Linked DNA regions of Homo sapiens: region 2 is linked to region 1. Evidence: read pairs that join two places in POLR2A ChIA-PET (ENCODE). Cell type or tissue: A673. All regions are shown on one strand. Links, peaks and the distances in the headings refer to the core of each region. The heading gives the core; the rest is flanking DNA. Region 1 overlaps RNF216 (ring finger protein 216). Region 2 has its middle 43 kb from the start of SLC29A4.

The links. Peaks named below come from ENCODE experiments on the same cell type or tissue, not always from the same donor. Only the 100,000 strongest peaks of a DNase experiment are listed, where the experiment ranks them.
Region 2: POLR2A ChIA-PET joins it to region 1 with 14 read pairs; 3 of 35 experiments call an interaction of 5 or more read pairs at or near these places.

Annotation. Positions count from the first base shown.
Region 1 is chr7:5,630,289-5,640,860 of GRCh38, forward strand. The region is part of intron 15 of RNF216 (ring finger protein 216); the gene reads right to left. Among named protein-coding and RNA genes, the nearest start is that of FSCN1, 43 kb to the left of the region's middle. RefSeq lists enhancers at 1,999-6,625, 4,048-4,967, 9,073-9,937. In A673, for the core only: no CTCF peak of the experiment used is centred there; DNase peaks (open chromatin) are centred at 6,303 and 6,843; H3K4me3 peaks cover 392 bases; H3K27ac peaks cover 2,500 bases.
Region 2 is chr7:5,234,366-5,244,937 of GRCh38, forward strand. No RefSeq gene overlaps it. Among named protein-coding and RNA genes, the nearest start is that of SLC29A4, 43 kb to the right of the region's middle. RefSeq lists a silencer at 308-367 and enhancers at 5,853-6,147, 6,621-6,710. In A673, for the core only: a CTCF peak has its summit at 6,000 (motif pointing right); a DNase peak (open chromatin) is centred at 6,006; H3K4me3 peaks cover 1,177 bases.

The sequences.
Region 1 (10,572 bases), core at 5,598-8,097:
TGGCTTGAGTGCATATGCAGCTCTACCCCCACTACCTAACCTGGAACCCACTCCTTTCCAAAACAGGTTAGGGTGAGAAGCCAATCATCTCGTACCTTTTTTTTTCCCTCTAGACAGGGTCTTGCTCAGCCCAGGGTGGAGTAAAATGGCGTGATTATAGCTCACTGCAGCCTTGAACTCCTGGGCTCAAGTGATCTTCTCACCTTAGGCTCCCCGAGTAGGTGGGACTACAGGTGTGTATCACCATGCCCAGCTAATTTTTAATTTTTCTTATAGAGATGGTGGTGGAGGGGGAGTTCTCACTGTGTTGTCCAGGCAGGTCTCAAACTCCTGGCCTCAAGCCATCCTCCCACCTCCGCCTCCCAAAGTGCAGGGATTACAGGTGTGAGCCACTGCACCTGGTCTGATCACTCTTATAAAGCGCCAAGCACAGTGACAACAACAGTAGTTAACATGCACTGAGAGATTACTATGCACCAGCCCCTGTCTACACACCTCACATGGACCTCAGTTTCACCACAGCTCCCTGAGTCAGGCACTATGAACTGATTGCCACGCTGCAGATGAGGAAACCCTGGCACAGCGAGGTTGTGACCCAGGCAATCTCGTCTCAAAGCCTGAGCTGTTAACCACATAACCCCTCAGGTTTCTGAATCGGAACTTCTGGCAAACCTGACTGGGGGCCTGAGAACACTGCTGTCGGGCTGGGAGCGTGTGTCAGAGGCAACTGTTCTAAGGTGTGCTTTATTCTATAAAGAGTGCAGAAACACAAGAGGGTTCCTTCTGAGAAGAGCAGAATTCTGAAACCTCCTTTCTCCCCTTACAAGACGTAACAGGACAAAACAAAACAAAACACTTCTACTCAAGGAAACAAACAGCCAAAACGCAGAGCAAGGGGCTGTGTTTTGGAAATTTTTAGGGAACAATCCTCCTTTTCTCAGGCTCAGCTTACCCAGAAGTGCATGTGCCATCCCCTGAAACAGCCCACTTGTCGGCCTCTGGTCCCTGGCACTTGTCCTTTGGGATGAAAGCCAGTAGATTCCTCTTGCCCAGAGTGGGAGTGGGGAGCTTGGGAAAGCTCATAACCCTCATCTCTTGAGCCAGAAATCTAAGCTGCACATGGGGGCCCAGCACTGAGGTGAGAGGCTGTAGTGCCTCCCTGGGTCACTGGTCTCCAGTGGCCTCTGACCAGGTGCTGTTCTCAGCTCACTGGTTTTGGTCCATCTCAAAGGCAGAAGCGAATGCTTCAAGATTTCCTTGCCTGACATGTTTTCTCCTGACACTACCAAGTTACTTGAATCCCATGGGGGTCCCATGACATTTTCTCTTTCTGGCCTCTTCTCGTCACAAAAAACTCAGGGATTTGGTTCTCATCAACATAAAAAAAAAAATGCCATTATTTCTTTTCCTTATACATATTGATTAAAACAATCTTGGGAAACATTGAACAAAACAACACAGCTAAAATCAGCCGTAATTCCTCACCAGAGATCAATCCTGGGAACATTCTGATATCTTTTCCATTGGCTGCTTTTATATCCACACTTCACTGTCAAGCCCACTCAGATTCCATTGTAGAAGGTCACGCTCTGCCCCCACGAGGTCCTGCTGCCTTGTACGGATTGCTTAGCTCACACCCCCTTCTCCACGCCACGGGAGGCTGGCAAGGATTTCATAAGAGGACCCTGAGGCTCAGAAGATGCAGAGAGTGGCTGGACCACCAAGGTGGGCAGTGTGCTGAGGCCAGGGCAGGAGGTCTGGACTTGTAGGTTCCAAGGATGGCCGGCAGTTCTCAACTCTGCATGGCTCAGGCTGGGTTGCTGGGCTCACCCTGGACAGCGGTCTATAGAGGTTCACCTGAACCTATTTGAGATCTGAGTTCCTGTTCATGCCATTTGCCCTGGCCAGTGGGGGCAGGAGGGGCTGCTGGCTGCATCTTTACTCGCTGCCACAGATCCATGACAGACCATGGTGCATCCCCTCGAGGGCTGCAGTCTCTGTGCCTCATCCTTGGTTTCTGGCACAGGCCTTAAGAAGGACCCAGCTGGCCTGAATGAGTTCTGTCTCTGCTCTCCTTCTGGCCCCTCCTAATCCCAGTGAAAACTTTCAAATGAATTCTCAGCACAGCTCCTTTCTGATGAGCAAGGCCAGGCTGAGGTGAGAGGGAGTGGATGCTGATCAGCGACCAAGGTGTCCCTGGATCAGCAAGGGCTCAAAAGAACAAGCGTAATGATGTGTCAGGCCAGGGTAGAAGTTAGCCCTCCAATCACCTGATGTCAGGGGTTCGAGACCAGCCTGGCCAACATGGCGAAACCCCATCTCTACTAAAAATACAAAAATTAGCCAGGCGTGGTGGTGGGTGCCTGTAATTCCAGCTACTTGGGAGGCTGAGGCAGCAGAATCGCTTGAACCCGGGAGGCACAGGTTGCAGTGAGCCAAGATCACGCGACTGCATTCCAGCCTGGGCGACAAGAGCAAAACTCCATCTCCAAAAAACAAAACGAAGCCCTCCAGTGCCCCATCGCTACTCCAGAAGGTGTACCTATGGATCACAGTGGGATCCAATGAGTACCATGACGAAGCACACGAATGGCACCACAGTGGGCAGTGCACCCCAAATGCAGTGTCAAGGACAAAGGGTCAAAGCAGAGAGTGAAACGGGAGTCTCACCCACCCAGCGGAACTGGAAGAGCACTTTCTGTTTTTTTTGAGACAGAGTCGTGCTCTATCGCCCAGGCTGGAGTGCAGTGGTGCGATCTCTGCTCACTGCAACCTCCGCCTCCCGGGTTCAAGTGATTCTCCTGCCTCAGCCTCCCAAGCAGCTGGGAGTACAGGCGTCCGCCCCATGCCCAGCTAATTTTTGTAGTTTTAGTAGAGACGGGGTTTCACCATATTGGCCAGGCTGGTCTCGAACTCCTGACCTTGTGATCCACCCGCCTTGGCCTCCCGAAGTGCTGGGCTTACAGGTGTGAGCCACTGCGCCCAGCTGGAAGAGCTGGAAGTAAGGCCGGGTGCGGTGGCTCATGCCTGTAATCCCAGCAATTTGGGAGGCCTAGGCAGGTGGATCATTTGAGGTCAGGAGTTTGAGACCAGTCTGATCAACACGGTGAAACCCCGTCTCTACTAAAATACGAAAATTAGCTGGGCCTGGTGGCGTGCACCTGTAATCCCAGCTACTCAGGAGGGTGAGGCAGGAGAATCACTTGAACCCAGTAGGTTCAGGCTGCAGTGAGCCGAGATCACATCACTGCACTCCAGCCTGGGCGACAGAGGGAGACTCCCTCTCAAACAAAACAAAACAAAACAAAACAAAAACAAGGAAATAAGCGGATTGCATTTTAACAGGGAGGGAGATTTGTTTCCTTTCCTTGAATTCCTTTGAGCTCAGCAGGGCGCAGAAAGAACTCAGCCTGACACAGAAGACTCTGGCTTGCTGCCTGCTGCATGCAGGTAGGGTGGGTGGGAGGAAGACGCAGCAAGAGCTTGTGGGGATGGCAAGCACCCGGCCTTTCCAGAAACGTGCTGCACTTGAAGACGGCAAGTGAGGTAGAATTTACCAGAGAGGTTTTAATTAAGAAGAGAGAAACAAAACATACACAAACATCCTCCCTTAGCTTGTCCCTCCACAAATATGCCCCACAGTTCTGTCCACGCAGCAGGGTATAGACAGGAGAAAACGAAGAAAGAGAAACTATGAGTGATTAAAAAGGGGAAAAGATTCAATTTATTTTCACAAATCAGATATGAACAGTAATCAGCAGCCACAGGCTGACTGTTCCCAAAATAACCATTTGAGCGCTTGGCACAAAACTATTTTTGCCAAAGCCTTTACGGTCCTTTTGAGACTTTTTTTCCAACACTTCTGGTCCCCAGGGCTGGCTGTCCACGTGCCTGCTGGCCAGCCTCCTGTGACCATGGGGGAAGAACGGGTGGCTTTTCTTCTTCATTGCACTTTTCCTCCCCTTAGAAAGCTGACTGGGAATTGCAAGTCGACTGGTGCTTCCCCTCTGAGATTCTGGGGGTGGGTTGGGGCTGGGATCCAGGTCATGTGTGGCCACAGCTGTTGTTAATAAACTTGCAATGATTTCATGAGAGGCTTCCAAAGAGCTTAAGATTTAGTTTCAAATTATTCCCAGATTAGCCACAGATCGCCTGAGCAACGGCAGACCCTTAGCCCCCACCCCTTGCTGTCCCCAGCAACAGGAAGTTGGGGGAGGGAGCAGCAGAGCTTGGAGTGGCACATGCTGCGCAGCTGTGGCTGGGAAGGGCAGGGAGGCAGGACAGTGTGCTGGGGAGGAGCAGAGACTTCACGGGCTCAGGGCTGGCCCTGGCTTCTGCAGCCACCTCCTCAGGTCAGACAAGCCCAGCACCCAAATACCACTATCTGGAGCACTTCCCCCACAAGGACCTGGAGATGGGGGCAGAATGTGGCCATGTTTTGCGTCCCGTCAGGGTCAAGTGCTCACCCAGGGGCCTGGTGGGATCTGCTGAAGACATGTAGCAACAAGCACCAACAGGCCGTGTGTACTGGACTGTGCTGCCCTGCTTGGGAAAGCCCTCAGTGACATCGAAACCCTGTCTGGGACACTGCTGGGGTAGCAAAACTGCCAGGGCCCCTTTCTACTATTTGCAGCTTCATTCATCCATGGGGAAAGAGTCTGGCGAGGTCCCCACCCCTCTGCAAGGGCTACCTGGTTCATGGGGCTCAGGGACCCTATGGGCACCTAACGACCATGTATTTGTGGCAGGAGCCAGACACTGGTTGGAAGACCTGGGCTCACATCCTGGTCTCACCAAGCTAGGGATCCTGGGCTAGTGACCTACACATCATCTCCCTCATCTGCAAAATAGGAAAGCACTGCCTCCCAGTCCCATGCAGTAAAAATCACACTGCATAGCACGCTCACATGGTGTTGGCTGTGTGGCTATTAAGAGGAAGATGAAGAAACCGAGGTCAGTTTTGATGACAGATCAATGATCACACCCACCCCACTAACTTCACTTTTTTTTTTTTTTTTTTAACACACAATGATATTTATGACAGTGATGAGAAATAACACGCCAAAGCCAGCTGTGGAAGCTGGGTGATGGGACAATCTGGGGGCTCACTTTACTCTTTTGTAGAATAAATTTTTAAGGTTAAGGAAAAAATTCTGAAGCCAAAAATCAGTTTCCAACCTAAAAGTCTAAAATACCTTTCCTTACCAGGTTTCTGCGTTTCCTCATCAATCCTCCCTTTCACAGCCTTCCTCCCTAATTCCAACAACATCATGTCCTTTCCCCTGCCGCTTAAGCCAGGGTCCCAAAGGTCCCCAGGACTTTCTGCATGCCTGATCCACCAGGGAGATGCTGCGCTGGCCTGAGGGGAGAAGGCAGGCCTGGGAATACTCCGAGGACAAATGACCCGGGTGGAAACCCAGGCTACCATTTACTGGCCACAGTCTTAAGCAAGTAAAACCAGGATGATACATCTGCCTTCGAGCACTGCTACAGAACTGAATGTATTAACATCTATAAATGTTAGGCTCAGTCCACTGCTGGTTTGGAAAAATGAGTGTCTCTTAACCAAATGGCTAGGCGATAATTGTACCAAATTAAACTGGCTGTAAAAGCCCTAGGGTTTTATTTGAACTGGACAGGTTTCAAACTCTTACATTCAAAAGACAAAGACACTGTAGAAAACAATTCTCTGTAGTTTCTCGTAGCCAAAACCCAAGACAAACACGGACTTTGTTTTGTATTGAAAGAGAACATGCTGTTTTAAGTTTTGCCATACTCTCAAATCCAGACTGCCAGGTGCCTGTTCCTCTCACAATTTGCTCCCCACCTCAGCTACCACTCCTGTGGCCATGCAAGGACCAGTCAGTATATTCACGTTCAGTAAAGTTCCAGGATCACTCTTCCCCTACTGCAAAATAACGTCTGTTCACTTATGTGTCAAGAGCTGGCTTTCCACTCTGCTCCCTAATCCAGAAAACTGTGGTATGCTGTGACTGTTCGCTTCTGGTTTTTTGCTTCCTAAAGAAGACACCTTCTTTATAAGACTCTTAGTTGAATGCTTTTGGCTTCATTTTGATAACTAACAGAGAAAGAAAGTTACTGTTCACCACTTGAGCTCTTACTGTGGAGTGGTAGTTCAGGTTCCCAAGCAATCCCTAGTCATTAAGGATGAAAACTCAACTTCCCTCCAAAACCATGATGGGACAACTCCCTCGCTGACAAATAAGAGATTCTTCCTGGCCCTGCTGGTTAATTAAGCCAGAGAACAGGCTTGTGTGACAGTGCATGCTTTGTTTCACTGAACTTCTGAATGGCTTTGTGTTCTCAGAAGCCCCAACAGATGCTGGGTTGGAATTCGATCGGTCTCCTGGTGAGAATCAAGGAAACGGGGCTGATCGCTGTTTTGATGGGAACGGGACAAACGGAACAGAATCTCCGGCTGTGGCTATCAGAGGAAATTGGAGGGATTTGTATTTGCCTGACCTTCCTTTCAAACTTTATTTTGAGCAAATCTAGAAACTTTCTCAGGTTAGAAGATGACGATCCAACAAGAAAACAACAAGGCAGTGCATGCTATGGCACCCAAACAAGGAAAAAGCACATGAGAAACCCACACCATCAATCCCAGGCATGGGAAGCAACGGGAGGAGGCAGCAGAAGACACAGAACGAGGAGGAGAAGAAAGAAAAAAGTGCTGAGAATAGGCCAGACTGTTAACACCCACCCTCACGCTAACTCCCACTCTGCCCTTTGTCTCTAGAGATGAAATACTGCCTGTGGAGCTCTTCATAGCTCCAGCTGAAAAAAAAAATCTATTTTTTCAAGATTCATGAAGTTCCTAGAGATGGTTGCCTCCCACTGTGCTAGCTGCCAGGGGGCTGAGGAGGTGAGTCAGCAGAAGGGCTGTGCCTGGGAATGTCTGTCACACAGGGGCACGGCCTGCCTTGTGAGCACTTCCCACTGTGGGCTGCACCTCCCGATCACCCAGCAAAAGAAGGATGACTCGGGCTTGGCTTTCTATGTACAAAAAGCCTCCTTTTCTTCCACACATCTCCTTAGTGACAGGAGGGCAGGCTAGCTAAGGGTTTCACTGGGTCATAAGCTTTGTAATCTGAGTGATTTTTAGGGGTCTCTTATCCCAGCTTCCCACCCAGTTAGGAGCTTGTTCCGTGATAGAACATTCCTGAAATAGAGAACACCTGGTTACCACAGAGGACTCACATCTTTTCAAAACCATGAGTAGCTCTCAGGATTATACATTTCTTTCCCTTTTTTTGAGACATGGTCTCACTCTGTCACCCAGGCAGAAGTGTAGTGGCGCAGTCAGGGCTCACTGCATCCCTAACGTCCCGGGCTAAAGCAATCGCCCTGGAAGGAGCTGGGAACACAGGTGTGCACGCACCACCACCCCTGGATAACTTTGGGATTTTTTGTAGAGATGGAGTTTTGCCATGTTTCCAAAGCTGGTCTTGAACTCCTGAGACTCAAGAGATCTGCCCGCCTTGGGCTCTCGAAGTGCTGGGATTACAGGCATGAGCCACTGCACCAGGCCAAATTACGCATTTCTTTTTCTTTAAGATCAAGTCTTGTTCTGTTGTCCTGGGTGGAGTGCGGTGGCGCGATCTTGGCTCACTGCAATCTCTGCTTCCCAGGTTCAAGTGATTCTTGTGCCTCAGGCTCCCGAGCAGCTGGGAGGCCCTCCCCGCAACAACCTGTAGTGGCTGCGCAGCAGCCCCCTTGGATGGGCCCCACACCCTCTCCTTTGCCGCAGTCCCCACTATGCCTTCCTGCCTCCTAGACCCAGACGTCTGGATGCTCCATCCAGACATCATTTCTGCTACCACCTGCCCCTGTGGTAACTTGGGTCTGTGACCCCAGCAATCCATACTGTTTGTTTTCGATGTGAAAATCTTCCTGTTTCTTTTCTTCCATGTTTTAAAGTGTAGATATATATAGAATTACTTTTTGTACAATTCTAATGTAAGCATATATAAAATTTGACATATCTCCTGTTTTTTGGGATATTTAAATGGTGTTTCTAAATTTGTACAACTTTAAACAACTCAGTGAACAGTGTTGCAGACAGAACTTTGTGAACTTGTCCAACTGTCTCCTGCGGATAACCTTTTCTAATTAAGAGGAACTCCCAGATCAAGTACACGCACTACATCTTCGGATCTGTACACAGTAACTGCCCACTATGCCCAATTACAGTGTAGCAGATGCCAACAAATCTGAAAACTACCTACCAGCAGCCAGGTACTATTTTCATTTCCATTTATTTGATTATTAGGGGTGGCTGTTAGCCAACTCCAACAGATTGTGGCCAGGTAGAAAAGCAAGCATTTTTTTTTTTTTTTTGGGGGGGAGACAGGGTCTTGCTCTGTCACCCAGGCTACAGTGCAGTGGCAAGAACATGGCTCACTGCAGCCTTGACCTCCCAGGCTCAAATGATCCTCCTGCCTCAGCCTCCCAAGTAGCTATGACTACAGGTGAGCACCACATCTGGCTAATTTTTGATATTTTGTAAAGATGGGGGTCTCACTATGTTGCCCAGGCTGTTCTTAAACTCCAGGATGCAAGTGATGCTCCTGCCTTGACCTCCCAAAGCTTACAGACATGAGCCACTGCACCTGGCCAGCAAGCAGCTTTTTTCCCTACTTATAATTTTTTTAAACTTCCTCTGTCCATTTTTGAGTTGAGGTGAATAGACCATAGGGAGACTCCTCAGTATAACATCTTCCTCCACAGACATTCTGGCTGGGTCTGTGATGGCTACTTCTTCCCGTCTCACTTGCAGTTGAGGAAGAATGTCATTAAGTTCTGGCTGATGGGACTGAAGCAGAAGTGACCTGTTGCAGCTTCTGGAAGCCTAACATTCCTTAAGAGATAGGGAAGCAGGCTCTTTAGCCTCACTGCAGCCCCTTTGCTGCTTGGAATGTGGATTTATCAGCCAGAGCTCCTTTTCAGACAATGACCTCATGTGATCCTTGGCTATGATCTAGGGGTGGCAGAGTAGAATGCTGGAAGCAACTGGATCCCAGATAAGAGCTGCTAGCCCACCCCTGGGCTGTTCATCTCTGTACTTACACATAGAGGAGAAACACACTTCTGTTTTCCTTTTTTTTTGAGAACCCAAAGTGCCGGGATTACACCCATGAGCCACCACACATGGCTCCACATTTTTTTTTTTGAGACAGAGTCTCACATTGTCACCCAGGCTGGAGTATAGTGGCACGATCTCAGCTCACTGCAACCTCCGCCTCCTGGGTTCAAGCAATTCTTTCTCAGTCTCCTGAGTAGCTGGTATTACAGGCATCCAACACCATGCCCGGCTAATATTTATATTTTTATTAGAGACAGGTTTCACCATATTGGTCAGGCTGGTCTTGAACTCCTGACCTCAGGTGATCCACCCGCCTTGGTTTCCCAAAGTGCTAGGATTATAGGCATGTGACACCGTGCCTAGCCTTAATTTTTTTTTTTTTTGAGACGGAGTCTCGCTCTGTCGCCCAGGCTGGAGTGCAGTGGCATGATCTCAGCTCACTGCAAGCTCTGCCTCCTGGGTTCACGCCATTCTCCTGCCTCAACCTCCTGAGTAGCTGGGACTACAGGCGCCTGCCACCACGCCCGGCTAATTTTTTGTATTTTTAGTAGAGACGGGGTTTCGCCATGTTAGCCAGGATGGTCTCGATCTCCTGACCTTGTGATCCACCCGCCTCAGCCTCCCAAAGTGCTGGGATTACAGGCGTGAGCCACCGCGCCCGGCCAATTTTTTTTTTTTTTTTTAATGAGATGGGGGTCTCACTATGTTAACCAGGCTTGTCTTGAACTCCTCGGCTCCAGCGATCCGCCCACCTTGGCCTTCAAAAGTGCTGGCATCACAGGCGTGAGCTACTGTGCCTGACCCTCTCCCCCAGTTTTTCATGTATCCCTAATCTTTGTTTATGATGTCATTTGCCAGTGAGAATTTATTATTTTTTAGTCTGGCCTTGATGTAATGCAAGAAAAACCTTATCTTCTCCAAGATTATAAAAGTCATTCCCTTCATGCTGTCCTCTCTCTCCCCAGCGTAGTAGCTAGTGTGACCTGGGAAACATAGCCCCTACAATGCCCTGAAATGGCTCTCATCACACTCCAGATCTGAGGCCGGCCCCTGGGCCAATCGCTGTCACCTCCCTGTGGCTCTCTCCACCTGCAAACCTCACCTGCTTTCTTTCCGATCCCCAAACAGACCCTATGTGTTTAATTTCCTTGCCAGCCTTGCTCCTCCTCTAAAATACTGTATTTTTAAAGCTTAAATCAAGAAGAAATATTTGATTTGATTTCTTAAATGTCTTCTCACCATCTACAGATACCATATAATGATTTACGTTAATAGAATTGTTAATATTAAACCATCATTGCATTTCTAGAACAAACTCACTTGGTCATGCTTTCTATTTGCTAATATTTTATTTACATAATTTAAAATCTAGATTATAAGTGAGTCTCATAAGAAAATCTGTAGTTTTCTTTGTTAGGGCTATCTCCGTCAGGCTTTGGAATCAGCGTTATGCTGGCTTTGAACAG
Region 2 (10,572 bases), core at 4,715-7,214, 400 kb before region 1:
CCAGGAGCTCCATGGCTGCCGTTCCCTGCCACAGAGAGAACTGGGTGATTCTTCCCACGCACGGTTTCATTTGGAGAGGGGAGAGAGGGAGTCTTCCTACCTCCACAACCAGCAGTGGGCTCCATGTGTAAAAGGCCGGGAGTGCTTTGGCCACAGCTTAGCCAAGGAAACGGGACAAGGGGTGGCAGAAAACATGCTCATCCCTGTTGCTCGTCTGGTTTTTTTGGTTTAGTTTTTTGTTTGGGGGTTTTTGTGGTTTTTTTTTTTTGAGACTGAGTCTCGCTCTGTCGCCCAGGCTGGAGTGCAGTGGCACGATCTCGGCTCACTGCAACGTGCACCTCCTGGGTTCAAGCAATTCTCCCTCAGCCTCCTAAGTAGCTGGGACTATAGGCACGCACCACCACGTCCGGCTAATTTTTGTATTTTTAGTAGAGACCGGGTTTCACCATGTTGGCCAGGCTGGTCTCGAACTCCTGACCTCAAGTGATCCACCCGCCTCGGCCTCCCAAAGTGCTGAGATTATAGCCATGAGCCACCTCGCCCCGCTGCTCGTGGTTTTCATAACCACATTGGCAAAGGGTGGGGATGGGCCAGGCTTGTTGTTTCGTGTGTCCCCTGCCCTACATCTTTGTAGACCAGACCTTTGCATGCAGGGAATGACCGAGTCACTTGTTTGAAATGTACATGAGGTGGCTCATGCCTGTAATCCCAACCCTTTGGGAGGCAGAAGCGGGCGGATCATCTAAGGTCAGGAGTTCGAGGCCAGCCTGGCCAACATGGCAAAACCTGTCTCTACTAAAAATACAAAAAGTAACCAGGCGTGGTGGTGGGTGCCTGTAATCCCAGCTACTCTGGAGGCTGAGGCAGGACAGTTGCTTGAAACCGGGAGGTGGAGGTTGCAGTGAGCTGAGTCATGCCACTGCACTCTCACCTGGGCAACAGAGTGAGACTGTCTCAAAAAAGAAAAAGAAAAAGAAACGGACATGTGACACCATGGCCAGCAAGCAGGAAATCCAAATGCGTTATTTTACAAGCGTACTTAAGAGAGAGGCGGGACCGTTCGGCTTCAGCTCTGTGGTGTTGGAGATGTAAAAAGAACGTGCAGGGAAACCGTGGGACTTCTGTTTGGGTCGCCTCCCTGCTTTACATAGAATTCTCTTTTTTATGACTTATTTCTTACTGAAAATATATCATGATAATCATTGGCCAAGCAGATAGGGTTTTTCTGACGTATCTTTTAGTTCTGACCCAGGTCATAACCCTTCACCTATGTCATACCTTTTCAATCTGTGGGTTTTTCTGAAGCACAAAAACAAAACAAAACCAATCTCAGGGTTTTGAGATGTGACCAGTTCTTACCCTTCCCTAATAACCAGCTAGGAAAGTCTCTAATTTAGAAAAATGAGGCCGGGCGCGGTGGCTCATGCCTATTGTAATCCCAGCACTTTGGGAGGCCAAGGCGGGTGGATCACAAGGTCAGGCGTTTGAGACCAGCTTGACCAACATGGTGAAACCCCGTCTCTACTAAAAATACATGGGCATGGTGGCATGTGCCTGTAATCCCAGCAACTCAGGAGGCTGAGGCAGGAGAATCGCTTGAACCCGGGAGGCAGAGTTTGCAGTGAACAGAGATCATGCCACTGCACTCCAGCCTGGGTGACAGAGCACAGCTCTGTCTCAAAAAAAAAAAAAAGAAAAAAGAAAAATGAAATCTTTCTAAAGTTCAGAATGTGAAGAGACTGTCTTGATTCCTCACCTCTACATCGTTTCTTTCTATAGTTAGTTATAATGTAAATAGATTCCTCTTAACACTTCATTTTAGGTGAAGCTGTTTTTGGTGCTGCCAGTGTGCGTGCATGTGTGTGTGTGTGTGTGTCTGTGAGTGTGTGTGTGTGTGCCTGCCTGAGCTTCAGGTGAACATACTGATTACATTCCCCCACCAAATCTGACTGAAAGCCCATTGCTATCAGCATTTTATAACACGCTAAAGAATTGGACGTGGTGGCTCACACCTATAATCCCAGCTTCTTGGGAGGCCAAGGCAGGAGGATCGCTTGAGACCAGCAATTTGAGGCAAGGCCAGTCTGGACCACATAGCAAGACCCCCTCTCTTAAAATTAAAACCTGTGTTCTATTTTTTTGTTGCCTACTCACAGGCTGAACATCTCATTTGTTTTTGTTTGTTTGGTTTGTTTTTGAGACAGTCTCACTCTGTCACCCAGGCTGGAGTGCAGTGGTGCGATCTCAGCTCACTGCAACCTCTGCCTCCCAAGTTCAAGCGATTCTCCTGCCTCAGCCTCCTGAGTAGCTGGGATTACAGGTGCCCACCACCACGCAAGGCTAATTTTTGTACTTTTAGTAGAGACGGGGTTTCACCACGTTGGTCAGACTGGTCTCGAATTCCTGACTTCGTGATCCACCCACCTCGGCCTCCCGAAGTACTGGGATTACAGGCATGAGCCACCGAGCCCAGCCTTAAACATCTAATTTGTACCAAATTGCCCTATAATTCTACCTAGAATATTATAGCAAAATGCCAGAAGCCTGACTAAAATCTTTTAAAGAAACCCAACTCGGCCAGGCGTGGTGGCTCACACCTGTAATCCCAGCACTTTGGGAGGCCGAGGCGGGTGGATCACGAGGTCAGGAGATCGAGATAGTCCTGGCTAACACGGTGAAACCCCGTCTCTACTAAAAATACAAAAAAGTAGCCGGGCGTGGTTGCAGGCGCCTGTAGTTTCAGCTACTCGGGAGGCTGAGGCAGGAGAATGGCCTGAACCCGGGAGGTGGAGCTTGCAGTAAGCCGAGATCGCCCACTGCACTCCAGCCTGGCGACAGAGTGAGCCTCCGTCTCAAAAAAAAAAAAAAGAAAAAGAAAAAAGAAAACAAAAAGAAACCCAGCTCTCCCAGGGTGGGGGGCATTACACAGGGGAGCCCCTCCGGGTGTCGCCGCAGCTGAATGATTGCGTTGGTGGAACAGCTGGCCCGCTTGTGCGTGGGCCAGGACACGGTGGACCTGTTCCGCCTGCGTTCTTGCCGGTCCATGTTTGGATTAGCATGTGAGTTTAAACATAGTGCTGATGCGGCGATTCTTCTAGAAGCACATCCTTCTCTGAGCTGAATTGCTTCATCACACACTTCCTTCTGGCTTGGGGAGTTCCTTTTCATCAAAGGCCAAGCCTTGTGTGTTTCGGTCCTGCCCATCTCCGTGCGGCCTGCGGGACGTTGGTTGGCGTGGAGTCTTCACAGCCGGCTGTCCAGGCTGGCAGCTCTCCCATCAGGGCTTCTCACAGCCACCGTCTGTCTGAGCAGACGCTGAGCATCGTGTCATCCCTCGGACACACACAAGACTCCACTATTCCCTGTGCTGATTTCTGTTTCTGTTACAGCTTCTGCTTCTGATTTTATTTTTTTTTTCTTTGAGATGGGAGTCTCGCTCTGTAGCCCAGGCTGGAGTGCAATGACATGATCTTGGGTCACTGCAACCTCCACCTCTCAGGTTCAAGCAGTTCTCCTGCCTCAGCCTCTGGAGTAGCTGGGATTACAGGTGCGCACCACCAAGCCTGGATAATTTTGCATGTTTCTGTAGAGACGAGGTTCCACCATGTTTCCAAGGCTGTTCTCAAACTCCTGGCCTCGGCCGGGCGCGGTGGCTCACGCCTGTAATCCCAGCACTTTGGGAGGCTGAAGTGGGCGGATCACCTGAGGTCAGGAGTTCGAGACCAGCCTGGCCAATATGGTGAAACCCCGTCTCTACTAAAAAAGAAAAAAAAATTAGCCTGGCTTGGTGGTGCGCCCCTGTAGTCCCAGCTACTCGGGAGGCTGAGGCAGAAGAATCACTTGAACCTGCGAGACGGAGGTTGCAGTGAGCCAAGATCACGCCACTGCACTCCAGGCTGGGCGACAGAGCAAGACTCTGTCACAAAAAACAAACAAACAAACAAACAAAAAAACCTCCTGACCTCAGGTGATCCACCCGACTCGACCTCCCAAAGTGTTGAGATTACGGGCGTGAGCCACTGCGCCCGGCCCTGTTGCTGCTTTTAGAAGTGGCTTTTTCTTCCTGTGCGACATTACTTTTTAGTGGGTCAGCGCAGAAATGTGCTTGGGCTCCCTGCGACGGCGAAGCACCTTTCCTCAAGGGAATCTGAAGACTTTTCCCTGCCTTTCCTCTCCCTCGGGGAGGTCCCCTCAGCGCCCTCCTCTTGACCTTCCCTGGTGCGTTTAGTGCTGAGCCTGTGCCTGAGCCTGGGGACCTGGGAGAGTTCGGACCGAAGTCCACCGAGGGCCGCAGAACGGCAGGGTTGGGGAACTGGCTCCCTGGCGCGCACAGCTCTGTCTGCAGGGCGCGGATCTGCGCTCGGTGTGAGGAGGCACGGTGCATGTTAAGTCGAGAAACTTCTAAACTCCGCCACCAGCTTTGGAAATAACAGCTGGGATTTTCTGCTTAAACCAGCATCCCAGAGCACACGGGTACTAACTAGCAGAAGCCCTAAGTAAAATGAAACGGGCTCTGAAGGAAGTCCTGGAGCCTCCTGCCCGCCTGCCCTCGCCATTCATTCAGTCCTGCAGTGACTCTGAGGAATGGCGTGGGCGGGAGGACAAGTCACCTTTAAAGCCAAGCACCCGGTGGGCGCAGAGGGTCCCGCCTGGAATCCCAGCACTTCGGGAGGCTGATGCGGGCGGATCACGAGGTCAGGAGTTCGAGACCAGCCTGGCCAAAATGGTGAAACCCCGTCTCTACTAAAAATACAAAAAATTGCCTGAGCGCGGTGGCTCACGCCTGGAATCGCAGCACTTTGGTAGGCCGAGGCAGGCAGATCACAAGGTCAGGAGTTCGAGACCAGCCTGGCCAACGTGGTGAAACCCCATCTCTACTAAAAATATAAAAAAATTGGCTGAGCGTGGTGGCGCGTGCCTGTAATCCCAGCAACTCGGGAGGCCGAGGCAGGAGAATCGCTTGAACCCGGGAGGCGGAGGTTGCAGTGAGCCGAGATGGCGCCACCGCACTCCAGCCTGGACGACAGAGTGAGACTCTGTCTCAAAAATAAATAAATAAATAAATAAATAATGCAGATATCTTTAGAAATATAAAATAGTATCCTAGGGGCCAGGCACAGTGGCTCACACCTGTAATCCCAGCACTTTGAGAGCCCGAGGTGAGAGGATTGCTTGAGGCTGGGAGTTGAAGACCAGCCTGGGCAACAGAGCAAGACCCCCGTCTTTACGAAAAATTAAAAAATTAGCCAGGTGTGGCCGGGCATGGTGGGTCACGCCTGTAATCCCAGCACTTTGGAGGCCGAGGCAGGAGAATCACAAGGTCAGGAGATCAAGACCATCCCAGCTAACACGGTAAAACCCCCTCTCTACTAAAAATACAAAAACTTAGGCGGGCGTGGTGGCGGGCGCCTGTAGTCCCAGCTACTCGGGAGGCTGAGCCAGGAGAATGGCGTGAACCCGGGAGGCGGAGCTTGCAGTGAGCCGAGATCGCGCCACTGCACTCCAGCCTGGGCGACAGAGCGAGACTCCAGCTCAAAAAAAAAAAAAAAAAAAAAAAAAAAAATTAGCCAGGTGGGCTGATATGCCCAGCTACTCAGGAGGCTGAGACAGGAAGATCACTTGAGGCCAGGAGTTCGAGACCAGCCTGGGCAACAGTTTGAGACCCGCCGCAGCCTCTACCAAAAAAAAAAATAATAATATTCTAGTTTACAAGCATGCTACAGTTACAAACTCTTCCTTGGTAAGATTTTCCTCCCCAGAGCGCTGTTGTCAGACTCCTGGAGCTGCTGAGGCCCTGCAAGCTGGGTAGACAAGGGAGGCAGGCCGGGCCAGGTGAGCTCCCCTGCACCCCTCCCCGCCCCCGCCCTGCCTTTCCTGTGTTTCTCTGGACCCTAACGCTGCGAGACACAGACGGATAGACCATCAGGACCTCAGGAGCCGCCTGAGTCTCCTCCCAACCCCGAGCTCTGAGGAGGGTGGATGGTTTTCTTCACGGCCACTAGGTGGTGGAAGTCTCCCAACTGTGCAGACATCTGCGGGGCTGGTGGGTTGGCGAGCTGTGGGGGAGGGTGCCCTGGTCAGACTGTGTCCTTGGGGGCTGGGCGGTCGCACCCGGGAGCTTCGCCAATGTGCTAGTTTGAATGAACTCCCAATGCAAAAATGGCAAACAGAGGCCGTGGAGAAACCTGGCTTCCTCCGACAATGGGAATTTCACTCTGTTCTCGTTACCGCCTGTGGATGAATGTGGGTCTCGGAGGGCGCCTCTCCCTCCGGGGAGAGGGTGACCTTGCCACAGTGGGACTCCATTCCAGCGGCAGCTCCCTCCCCTGTCTGTAGCCCCACGGCCTCCTGGCCGCCTGCCTTCTTATTGGCCACCCCTCCCCTCTCAACGACCTGTTTCCTAATCATGCCATTCCCCCGCGGGAGAGCCGATTCATCACCATTTAAAATGGTGAATCGATAAAGCCGGTCAGGCCGGGCGAGGTGGCTCACGTCTGTAATCCCAGCACTTTGGGAGGCTGAGACAGGCGGATCACCTGAGGTCAGGAGTTTGAGGCCAGCCTGGCCAACATGGTGAAACCCCGTCTCTACTAAAAATACAAAAATTAGCTGGGCATGGTAGCGGGCGCCTGTAATCCCAGCTACTCAGGAGGCCGAGGCAGAACACTAACTTGAACCTGGGAGGCGGACGTTGCAGTGAGCCGAGATCGCGCCACTGCACTCCAGCCTGGGCGACAGAGTGAGAGTGCATGTCAAAAAAAAAAGAAAGAAAGAAAAAGAAAAAGCCAGTCAGATCTAGAGAGGGCGACCGGAGCATCACCCCCAGACGGCTTGACTCTGAGCTCCTGACCTCAGCCTTCAGACAGAGGCTCTCCCAACACACACACACATAGACACGTGCGCACACACACACACACACACACACACACACCCCGCACCAGCAAACGCTGTCTGCTCTGAAGCAGGCACTGTGTAGTCTGATATGTCCCCGGGGAAGGAGGGTGGCCAAGCACAGACAGCTCCCGAGAGAGCCTGAGGAGAGAGCTGCCCAGCACCTCAGGATGGAGAAAGTGCTAGAGAGGCCCTTGGCTTCCCTGCATCCCACGGAGATAACAGCAGGTACAGGGAGTGAGGTTCGAGAGCAGTGAGTGTAAACCATAAGGCTCTGCCTGGGCAATACATGGTCCTTTCTCTCTTTTTTTTCCCTCCCTTCCTTCCTTCCCTCCCTCCCTCCTTCCTTCCTTTTTTTTTTTTTTTTTTGAGATGGAGTTTCACTCTGTCACCCATGCTGGAGTGCAGTGGTACAATCTCAGCTCACCGCAACCTCCGCCTCCCAGGTTCAAGCGATTCTCCTGCCTCAGCCTCCCGAGTATCTGGGATTACAGGCACGTGCCACCACGCCTGGGTAATTTTTGTACTTTTAGTAGAGATGAGGTTTCGCCATGTTGGCCAGGCTGGTCTCGAACTCCTGACCTTAGGTGATCCGCCTGCCTCGGCCTCCCAAAGTGCTGGGATTACAGGCATGAGCCGCTGCACCCAGCCTCATTCTTTCTTTTTTCTTTTAGAGTTCGGGTCTCACTCTGTCACCCAGGCTGGAGTGCAGTGGTGGGATCACAGCTCACTGCAGCCTCAACCTCCTGGGCTCAAGTGATCCTCCCACCTCAGTCTCCCAAGTAGCTGGGACTCCTGGTGCCCACTACTATGCCTTTTTGTAGAGGCAGGTTCTCGGTACATTGCCCAGGCTGGTCTTAAACTCCTGGGCTCAAGCAGTCCTCCTACCTCAGTTTCCCAAAGTGCTGGGAATACAGTCATGAGGCACCACACGCAGCCACCTACTCATTCTAAGACCATTCCTTCCCTGTGGTGGTGTTTATGAAATTGGAGTGTTAGGGGCGGGGCACGGTGGCTCACGCCTGTAATCCCAGCACTTTGGAAGGCCAAGGCAGGTGGATCATTCGAGGCCAGGAGTTCGAGGCCAGCCTGGCCAACATGGCAAAGCCCCGTCTCCTTTAAAAAATACAAAAATTAACCAGGCTTGGTGGTGCGTGCCTGTACTCCCAGCTACTCAGGAGGCTGAGGCACGAGAATCGCTTCAACCCAGGAAGCGGAGATTGCAGCGAGTTAAGATCGCACCCCTACACTCCAGCCTGGGTAACAGAGTGAGACTCTGTCAGAAAGAAAGAAAGAAAGAGAGAGAGAGGGAGGGAGGGAGGGAGGGAAAGAAAGAGAGAGAGAGAAAGATAGAAAGAAAGGAAGGAAGGAAAAGAAAGAGAGAGAGAAAGAAAGAAAGAATGAAAGAAAGGAAGGAAGGAAAGAAGGAAGGAAGGGAAAGAAAGAGAGAAAGAAAGGAAGGAAGGAAGGAAGGAAGGAAAAGAAAGAGAGAGAAAGAAAGGAAGGAAGGGAAAGAAAGAGAGAGAGAAAGAAAGAAAGGAAGGAAGGGAAAGAGAGAGAAAGAAAGAAAGGAAGGAAGGAAGGGAAAGAAAGAGAGAAAGCAAGCAAGCAAGCAAGCAAGCAAGAAAGAAAGAAAGAAAGAAAGAAAGAAAGAAAGAAAGAAAGAAAGAAAGAAAATTGGAGTGTTTCACAGCCCAGGGTCATTAATTTGGCCACCTGTCCCCTGGAAATCCGTAACTAAGTGACACCTTAGAATGAAAGAAACGCCTCATGGTGTGCACAGTGACCCATTGGCTTCAGGGCACTTTGCTCACAAAACACCCCTCCCCAAATAGAAGACTCTCCTGGGCAAGGTAACTCATCCCAGCTGGTGGCACAGGGCAGGACAGGGTTCAGTTGCTCCTGGCAGAGGCTGAGGGAACAGGGCCGGGGGAGGCCCCTGCTGTCCTTGTCTGAAGAGCCAGGATCTGCATAGCTCCCCACCCTCAGCCACCCCACCCTGGCTTCCCTGGGCCCCTTCTGAGATGCAGAGATGCGTTCTGGGATTGGCCACCATCCACCCCCAAGCCCAGACCATGGCACCATGCCCCAGGCTGCCTGCGGCCCTCTTCTTGACAGACTCGCAGTCAGGTCCCTGCAGCCTCCTTGGTGCTGACAAATGGCCCCCAGGAGGGTCCCTGGCCACTGCCCCAGAACCCACCATGGGCCCCGCGTCCTGGCCGCTGGCCAGCTCTGTCATTTATGTCCTTCTTGACCTTCGTGGGAGCGCCCAGGCTGCTCCATTCTGTCCTGAAACCTACACCAATGCAGAACGTCACTGTGGTTGGCAAAGTCACTCTGTTTGCTTCAGGTGGGCACCGCAGGCAGGGCTGAGGGCTGTGGCTGCCGTGTTGCCGGCAAAGGAGAAAAACCCGCAATTTGTTCAGACGAGCTCCTTTGCTTAAGGCTCTGGGGAGCATCTTTTCTGGTTATTTTCAGCTTTCTGCTCCTTTTGAGGAAGTTCAAGGGATCAGCTCCTGTCCCCACCCCCTGACTCCAGGGGTCAGACTGTGTCAGTGTTCTGGGGGTCCCTCTTAAGGAGGCACCCCAAATCTGGAAGAACCTCTGGGCTCCTAGAAAGATGAAGACACGTAGAGCTGTGCCCATCACTGGGCAGTTTCCATCAGAGAGGGCTTTGGGGCTTCGGAGCACGGGTCCCTCCCCAGGCCCTGTCCTCCAGAAGGATTTGGATGGGGTCATCGGAGAGAGAGAGCTCGTCCTACATGGCAGCAAGTGGCTCTTTTCACAAACTGTCCCTGCCCCTAGCTGGGCATAGTGGCACGCACCTGTAGTCCCAGCTACTGGGGAGGCTGAGATGGGAGGATCACTTGAGCCCAGGGTCTCGATCAAGGCTGCAGTGAGCTATGATCGCACCACCACATTCCAACCTGGGGGATAGAGTGAGACCCTGTCTCAAAAACAACAACAACAACAAAACAACAAAAACCAGTCTCTAGCCAGGCACAGGGGCTTACACCTGTGTAATCCCAGCACTTTGGGAGGCCAAGGTGGGTGGATCATCTGAGGTCAGGAGTTCAAGACCAGCCTGGACAAGATGGCAAAATCCCATCTCTACTAAAAATAGAAAAATTAGCCGGGCATGGTGGCAGGCACCTGTATCCCAGCTACTCGGGAGGCTGAGGCAGGAGAATCGCTTGAACCTGGGAGGCGGAGGTTGTGATGAGCTGAGATCATGCCACTGCACTCCAGCCTGGGCGACAGAGTGAGCCTTTATCTCAAAAAAAAAAAAAAAAAAAAAGAAAAGAAAAGAAAAGAAAAGAAAGATCACCTGTAACTGCCAGTGCCAGAGCTAACCTGGGGTTAACACTGCTGTGTGTTTCCTTCTGGTGACTTTTCTAACAGAGAGAGCCTGTTAGGAGCTGATTTATTCACATTAGTATGTAGCCCCACAATGATTGTGTGTTCTCCCTGCGTTACTAATGGGAATCTTTTTTTTCCAATCCCAAAATTGGAATCCATTGTCTGACAACACATTTGTGTGTTGGACAAAAGAGGCTGCCTGGAAAGGGTGCATGCTGAGTGATAGGAATGCAGGAGGTACTTGAGAGGCTTGAAACAGGCCGGGCGCAGTGGCTCACACCTGTAATCCCAGCACTTTGGGAGGCCGAGGCGGGCAGATCA